2 separate regions of the Mus musculus genome follow, and region 2 is linked to region 1. A link is a loop called in an ENCODE intact Hi-C map of the cell type or tissue named here. Cell type or tissue: gastrocnemius. All regions are shown on one strand.

What was found. Peaks named below come from ENCODE experiments on the same cell type or tissue, not always from the same donor. Only the 100,000 strongest peaks of a DNase experiment are listed, where the experiment ranks them.
Region 2: a loop joins it to region 1, with 2.5 times the contacts of the local background. A loop is called at or near these places in 2 of 42 quality-filtered maps.

Annotation. Positions count from the first base shown.
Region 1 is chr17:7,805,076-7,809,075 of GRCm38, forward strand. All of the region lies in intron 1 of Fndc1 (fibronectin type III domain containing 1), which reads right to left. It overlaps Gm52281 (a long non-coding RNA gene), which reads left to right. Exons shown (of 3, transcript XR_003952218.1): 2 at 2,091-2,177. Among named protein-coding and RNA genes, the nearest start is that of Gm52281, 4.7 kb to the left of the region's middle. In gastrocnemius, no CTCF peak of the experiment used is centred here; no DNase peak of the experiment used is centred here; H3K27ac peaks cover 1,058 bases.
Region 2 is chr17:7,605,603-7,609,602 of GRCm38, forward strand. No RefSeq gene overlaps it. Among named protein-coding and RNA genes, the nearest start is that of Gm33158, 30 kb to the right of the region's middle. In gastrocnemius, no CTCF peak of the experiment used is centred here; no DNase peak of the experiment used is centred here; H3K27ac peaks cover 2,180 bases.

The sequences.
Region 1 (4,000 bases):
TCTCTGAATGTTCTCTGATATTCTCAGCAAGAATGTAAATGACATTCCATCTGTCTGATCCTAAAGATTTGCGTGCAACCATGTTTGCACACGGTCACAGCATGACAGCGAAACAAACACACAGATCCCACGTGTGGGTTGTATTTTGGATTACCGTGGGTGGTAAATTTAAACCAAACGGGAAGAAAGTCAAAATCAACCCTTGGCATTTCTTGCCTTGATTATGCAGACATGCCAGGGCAAGAAAAACAAATGAGTAATTTATTTCACACAGTCCCCAGAAGGATTTGCTCACTGCATTGGCTCCTGGTGTCTTCTGTGTGAAACTGAACAAGCTTTAAAAGCCTCTCTAAGGGTTACAGTGAGGGTTGGGAGGACCAGCTGCCATGTTCAAAGTGAGGAGACAAAGTGTTCATTTCCACAAAGGCCAAAACGTGGTACACATTCATCTAGGGCTCCAGTTCCAAAGGAGCCAACACTTCCAGCCTCCTGGGCATCGCGCCGCATGCGCATGGTGCACGGTGCACTTGCATAAATGCAAACAAAACAAATAACTTTTTAAAGTACCACCTCATCTTCAATTATGAACTCTTACGTTTTTCTTCATTTTCACATTTACCAAGCTAGTGCCTAACATTTTACCTAGCCAAAATCTCTCAGTTCCCTGAGTAGCTGGAACTGCAATGCAAGGTTGTAGCAATGTGTGCTGGATAGTGATGTAGCAATTGCAACAGCCAGACAAATGCTGAGTTAATTTCGACGATAAGGTGACTGACTATTCAGAAACAGGAGGCATTTTCAGAAAATAAATTAAAAAGTGACCTAAGTGAGTGGGGAGGAAAACCTTAATTTTAATAACATTTTTTAAAACGCACTTGCAATCTCATAGAGGAAAGAAAGGGAAGACAACACTTTCATGAGGACACACATGGGTTAGCATGTGATTTTGATACTGATGAAACATCTGAACAGAACAAACACGAATGATCGTAACATCCAGCACCCATCCTCTTCCCCCTGAACACTGCCCTATGGCCTCTGGACCAAAGCTGGTTGGGAGAGTCCACAACATGCGTAAAGAGGAGGGCTTGACGCTTTTTGAAGCATTAGAGGAAGGATGCTCATTCTGAGGACAGAAGCAAGGTGTTAAATGATGTGCCCTGACCATAATCCCCAGAGGAGCCATCCCAACTCCACATGTGTGGGAGAAGACAGGTAAGCAAACCAGAGGGACAGAATGTCAGAGGCTTCCTCCTGGGCTTGAGAAATGAGCCACGCTGGCTTCTCCCAATCACTCAGGTCAGGAAACAGTTCATCAATGCCATCGAGAGAGAAGAGCCATCTATAAACATTCCATCTCCTTCCCTTCTGCGACTCTATGCTGATGGGCTTCTTGTCGCTATGATAGAATATCTGAGAGAGTCAACTTAGAAATGGGAGGGTTCTGTGTCAGTCGTGGTTTTGGAAGTTTGTGGCCACGGTTGATTTTCACTGTTGCTCTTGGCTCTGACAGGAGGCAGCCATGATGTTGGGATCACATGGTATGGTGAAGCTGCCACCTCATGGCAGCCAGGAAGCAATAAGAGAATGAAGATGTATTCCACTGTCCCTTCAAGGACAAAACTCTAGTGACATAAAATCTCCCATTAGGCCCCACCTCTTCAAGGCTCTATAGCTCCCCCACATCTATGAGGTAGAGGGTCAGCCTTTATTTAGAATTTCTGAGAACTCACCTGAACCACAGCAGCCTTGTAAGCTAATCTCATACAAGAGTGCTTTTTCTGGGAAGAACGCTATAACTGATGCTCCACGTGCTCTCTTGGGGACCTTTGCCTTCTTGTGACAAAAACTTAACCAAAGAAACAGCTTTCTAGAAATAGCCTTCTAGGCTTTAGAGTGACACTGGTAGAAGTCACTTTTGAACATAAAGGCTTTGGGGACACCCTGAAGTCACGTCTCAGAGGCAGCCCGAGTCTGAAATTAAGGTTTGTCAAAACTCACTAGATCAGCATACCACCTCCTCATCCTCCCAGCCCACGCTGGGCCAGTGATTGAGGTCTTCGACCTGATTAAATGTCCTCGTTTTCTAGGTTCCCATCTGCTTGGATTTTACAGCTGACATCATTTCCAGCAGCTCCTAATAAACACCACCCAGGGCGGGAGAGATGGCTCAGCAGGTAAGGGCACTGACTGCTCTTCCAGAGGTCCTGAGTTCAAATCCCAGCAACCACATGGTGGTTCACAAGCATCTGTAATGGAATCAGATGCCCTCTTCTGGTGTGTTTCAAGACAGTTATAGTACTCATATACATAAAATAAACAAATAAACCTTTTAAAAAATAAATAAGTATCACCCATGGATAACTAAGAGAACAGGCTGACCAGGGGATAGGGAAAGTGACCAAGAACAACCTCGTGCGTGGACCATGCCAGCCCACAACAACCCCTTCCTCCATCAGTGCCTGACCAACCCAGTATGGAGTGACTCAGTCCTTCCAGCAAGTGAGCACCATTATCCAGATTCAGGTCATAGTAAGCTTAAACCTGGGCTAGGAACATGACAACATGCCCTATTTCTGGTGTCACTGTAAAGGTCTAGTGACTTTACTCTCTAAGTATGAAGCAAAGCCACACAGTGAAAGTGGTTTCTGGAGTTGCAGGCTGGTTTCCAGGCTCTGGGTGAGGAAGGAGCATTCTGACACCATGAAGCTTAACAGAGGTCCTTATTTACATACTTATTTAAATATGAATTTATTTAGGGCACCAGAGATCAACCGTAGGGCTCTGCCCCTGAATTACATTTACAGCTTCTTCTTTTTATTTGCAGACATGTTCTTACTAAGTTGCCTGGGATGGCTTTGACCTCATTCTATAGCTCAAGTGGGCCTTTATCTTCCCACTCTCCTACCTCAGCCTCCCAAGTAACTGGGGCTCTAGGCCTGATCTGCTCAGGCTCCTTTTGAATGCCCAACAAACAGCTGAAGCACACAGCCTTTTTTTTTTTAATAGTTTTCTAGCCATTTCTTAAGGGGAAGACCCTAGTGCAGCTTTGAGGGCTGTCTGACCCAGAAGCTCTGTCTCTTAAGAAACAGACAAACTCAAATGTCAATGCTGCATGCAGTCTTATGAAGGGTTATGGGGGAGGGGGAGACAGGGAGGACCCTGATAAGCTGCTTCTCATCTCCAGGGGCACACAAAATGAGGAAGTAAGCCTAGGCCACAGCTGAAGGGACTTGGGGTTAAATTAGAAGAATTCCCTGTCTGCAACCTGCCTCATCTCCCCCATCCTGGGCTGTCTTTGAATGGAGACGAATGGGAAGGTGCTTCATCATAAAGCCTCAGCCGAGACTTGTCAGCTAGGGCTCCAGCGATTCTGTGTTATGGCAAAATCATGCCAGTAGCTCATGCCAGGAGACTTTGTCTAGACTTGAGAAGATTCTGCCAGGTACTAAATAGCAAGATGCTGTTCTGCTGATCTTGCAGGTAGCCACCCCTTGCCACACTTCTGGGTCTCAGCTGCCACAGGAGGTCTACTTGCTCTTTAGGAATGGACTTTGTACTCAGATTGACTCCTTACTTTGGTCTAGTCCCAAACCCCAAGGCTTTTCCAAGAGGACTCCAGGAGGGTTATGTGCTTCAAAAGTCAAAGTGCAGATCCTGGGAGCCAGTTTGGTTCAAGATCTAATTATTGAGCCATCACTAATCAAGACAAATTCTAGATTCTGGAACCTCTACAATGACTGTCTTTAGTGGGGTCTTCAGCTTTCAAAACAGACCCCAAAACTTCTCCACTTAATACTCAACCATAAAACCATGCCAGGGCTAAGTCCTTAGGATGAGCTTGGCCAAAGTCTACAGTGTATCCATTCTATAGGCCGCAGGCCTTAGCTGCTGGCTTTTCCCCTACCTGCCTTGGTATCCATCATTAACAGACACTGCTAAAGAGAAGAACACCTGATAAACACATCATCCCAGGATTCTCCAACCCAAATGCCTACTA
Region 2 (4,000 bases), 200 kb before region 1:
TCTACCCCCCCTCTTCTTCATCCTCCCTTCTTCCTTTTTCCTCCCTTCTTCCATTTTCCTCCTTTCCCCTGTCTTCTTCCTTCCATTCTTCCTTTTTCTGCTCTCCTCTTCTGTCCTCTTTTCTCCCTCCTTTCCCCTCCCCTTTTCCTTTCTTCTCCCTCCCCTCTCTTCTCCCCTCTCTCCTTTGTTCTTGCTCCTTCCCCAATACTTTTTCCTGTTTTCCTTATCTGTTCTTTTTCACTCCTCCTTGTTTTAAAAATCTTCTTCTTTCCCCTCTTTACTAAGCATCTACAAGGTGTCAACATGGCTCTTGTAGATTCTGAGCCAGCCATAAATATAAACACGTTTTAGTGGATGCTTTCAAATGCCCACAGTGTTCTCAAACATCTTTAGGAAGAGACTTAAAAGCAATTTTAAGGTGGCACAGAGTGTTTGGAGTTATTTATTTATTAATTTTTACAATTTAAAGTAAGTGTGTGTGTGTGTGTGTGTGAGAGAGAGAGAGAGAGAGAGAGAGCCATGAGTGTTTGTGAGTGTGTATATGTGAGAGGATTGGATCATCTGGACCAGGATGAGGTGGGTGCTAGAAACTAACTCAGATCATCTGCAAAAGCAGCAAGCACTCTGAACTGTGGCTCCATCTCTCCAGCCTGGGCACATTGTTTTGACTTAGAGCCTTGCCTGTACTCTTCCTGTTTAGAGTACAGGCCTGGAAAGACTCAAGACACTTGGGTTAGTAGAGGCACAGGAAGTTATGGGGTGCAGTAGCCAGAGAGTCCATTTTTCTTTGTATCTGTCCTGAGCCTTGGTGTCCGCAGGATAGGTTGAAGAGGGCTAGGTGACATCTGCACACAGTGGCTCACATTCTAGAAGAGCATCCCAGAGCTTGAGAACCCAAGTGTGAGCGTGAGATGTCAGCCATGTCTCCGATCGGGGAAATGTCAGTACTCAGGCCTCTCAGGCTTCCTGTAGGTGCAAACAACCTTGACGCTCAAAAAGAAGGAAGACCAAAGTGTGGTCCTTCTTAGAAGGGAGAACAAAATATCCATGGGAGGAGATACAGAGACAAAGTGTGGAGCAGAGACTGAAGGAACGAACCATCCAGAGACTGCCTCACCTGGGGATCCATCCCATATACAGTTACCAAACCCAGACACTATTGTGGATGCCAACAAGTGCTTGCTGATAGGAGCCTGATATCTTCTGAGGGGCTCTACTAGTGTTTGATAAATACAAAGGTAGATGCTCTCAACCAACCATTTGACTGGCACAGGGTCCCCAATGAAGGAACTAGAGAAAGGACCCAAAGCGCTGAAGGGATTTGCAGCCCCATAGGAAAAACAACAACATTAACCAACCATTACCCTCAGAGCTCCCAAGGACTAAACCACCAACCAAAGAGTATGCATGGCTGCAGACACATAAGTAGCAGAGGATGGCCATCAATGGTCATCAATGGGAGGAGAGACCCTTGGTCCTGTGCAGGCTCTATGCCCCAGTGTAGGTGAATGCCAGGGCCAGGAAGTGGGAATGGGTGGGTTGGTGAGCAGGGGGAGGGGGAAGGGGATAGGGGTTGTTTGGAGAGGAAATGAGGAAAGGGGATAACATTTGAAATGTAAATAAAGAAAATATCTAATTAAAAAAAAATCCCCTGCTGGACCTAAAGCAAGAGTCAAGGCAAGCACACTGTCCTGCCCCAGTCCTCAGTGGAGACGCTGCCCACCCAGCCATCCTTCCTCACATGCCTACTACTTCTAACTTTCTTCTCCATGGTTCCTTGACCCACTCTGGCAGGGAGTGCATGGCTTAGCATGGGCGTTGTCCTGGGCCCCACGTTTGAATCTACTTATGAAAGGCTGTGGTTGGTGGACCATTGCCCATGGCTCTACAGAGCTTGCAGTTCTGCTTTTGAGCATCCCTGGCTCCAGGTATCATTTAAAATGTGTTCTGGGCTTCAACAACAGCGACAGGGAAGGAAACAAATGGACAGACTGACAAAGAGGAATGTTAGACAGCGGGAGCTCACAGAGCCCAAAACCTTTGCTTTCTTTTTACAGGACAAGTTTGCCAATTCTTAGCCAGAAAAGGACTGAGTCATGTTGTGGCAGGGAAAAGTAACTGTATATCTTAGCAGCCAAAAGTCCCTGAGGTTAGTGCTGGAGGGCGGAGGGAACAGGCCTCCTTTTCATTATTAAATTGTAAGAATTACCTTTGTTCATCCATTTTGTGTGTTTGTAGGGCCCGGGTGTGCATCTGCTATATATACGTGTGGAAGTCCGAGGGAGTTAGTTTTAGGATTCCAGTCTGTGTGTCCTGGGGACCTAACTCTTACCCTCTGGCTTGCCAGCAAGTGTCTTTAACCCACACAGCCACCACACAGGTCCCTACCTTTTCCTTAACAAGGACTCCTGCATCCTTTTTTGGCAAGCAGGCTGACCCAGTGACCTAGAAAATGCACGGCTCTTAGGGCACCAAATGTCACACGCTCGCCGCGTAAGAACACATCTTCACGAGTTTGACTAAAAAAAGAAAAATACAAGCAAGACCCTGAGAACCAGAGTTCCAATTATTTCAATGCACCCGGGGCCTCAGCTCAGCCTCTTCCAGCTGAGTGCAGCCACAGGCTCTGTCGGGATGCAGAGGATGTTCTCAGGTCTGGGGAATGAGTCCCAGTGCCAGGAAAACCCTGCTACAATGTCTGTGCATGCACAGAGCTGGCTCCCAGGCTCTCGCAGATGTCCTCCGTGTCCTCCAGCATCCGAGTGAGCAGAAGAGCCTCTCTTTTGGGGTTTTCATAGAGGTCCTGTGCCCTTAGATTCTGCAGTCTCTGATTTTTTTAATCCCTTGTTAATAAAAGATACAAGCGTTTTCTCAAATGCTTCCTACCCACTTGAGGCAAAAAATACTCAAAAATACTGAGTACTTGGAAAATAATTTGAGGATGTTGAGACAGACTTTCAAGGGGCTGTGAGGTAATTTTGTTTTTCTAAGTTTTTTCTACGGCTGCTTCTAAACCTTGGCCTCACGGTGTGGACAGTACTTTAGTAACAGAGAACTTGACCTGACTGCGTCTTACTTGAAATCAAGAATTTTGCTCAACGATGTAAATATGTAAATGTTTGCCACCCCAAGTGAACGGGCAGTTTTTAATCAGAGGCTCTTGCCATTCTTGACATGGACTGGGGGTGGAGAGGTTAAGATCTTGTTATGAGGTACAGTTCAGCCTTAAATTAACAATTCTCCTGCCTCAGCCTGTAGAATCCTGGGGTTATAGGTATGTCTCACCGTGCCTGGCTTAGAAATAACTTTTAAAAAGAGATTTATTTGTTTATTTTATTTTATTTTTATTTTACTTTATGTGCATTTTGCCTGTCTGTATATATGTACATCACATGTATGCTTGATACCCACAGAGGTGCAAAGAGAGCATGGACTCCCCAGGAACTGGAGTTACAGGTGATTCTGAGCCTCCAGTGCTCTTAACTGCTGAGCCCCTCTCCAGTCCCTCACATTCTCCCCCAGACTTTGTGGGGTTTTGCTGTTGTCTAGGTTATTTCCAAGATGATTAGGAAGGATAATGACTCCTCTAGGGACGGGCTCAAGGTCCAAGTACATGCAACGGACTTGAGAGTTGTGACTTCATTGGCCAAGGGAGGGGTCCTGACGTTTTGTTCTCAAAAGCTCCTCAGATTGCTGTCACCTGCCACTGGGTGCCTGCCGGAGGCTTGAACTAGCACCCCTCATTCTTAGGCAGCACCGGCAGGAGTAACTTCACACTCCGTACAAACCCCCTTACAGTCCATTTCATTGGGTAGCCCTTTCCTGGAGGGGTCTCCATGACTTATGCCACTGGTTTACATTCAATTCAAACTAAAGCCCTCCTTTAAAAAGAAGGCTTGCAGTGTGGTGGGGGAAGGCATGACAGGAGCCTCAGGCAGCTGGACATGTGACAGACACCCACAGCCAGGAAGCTGAGTATGATAAATGCTACATATTAATT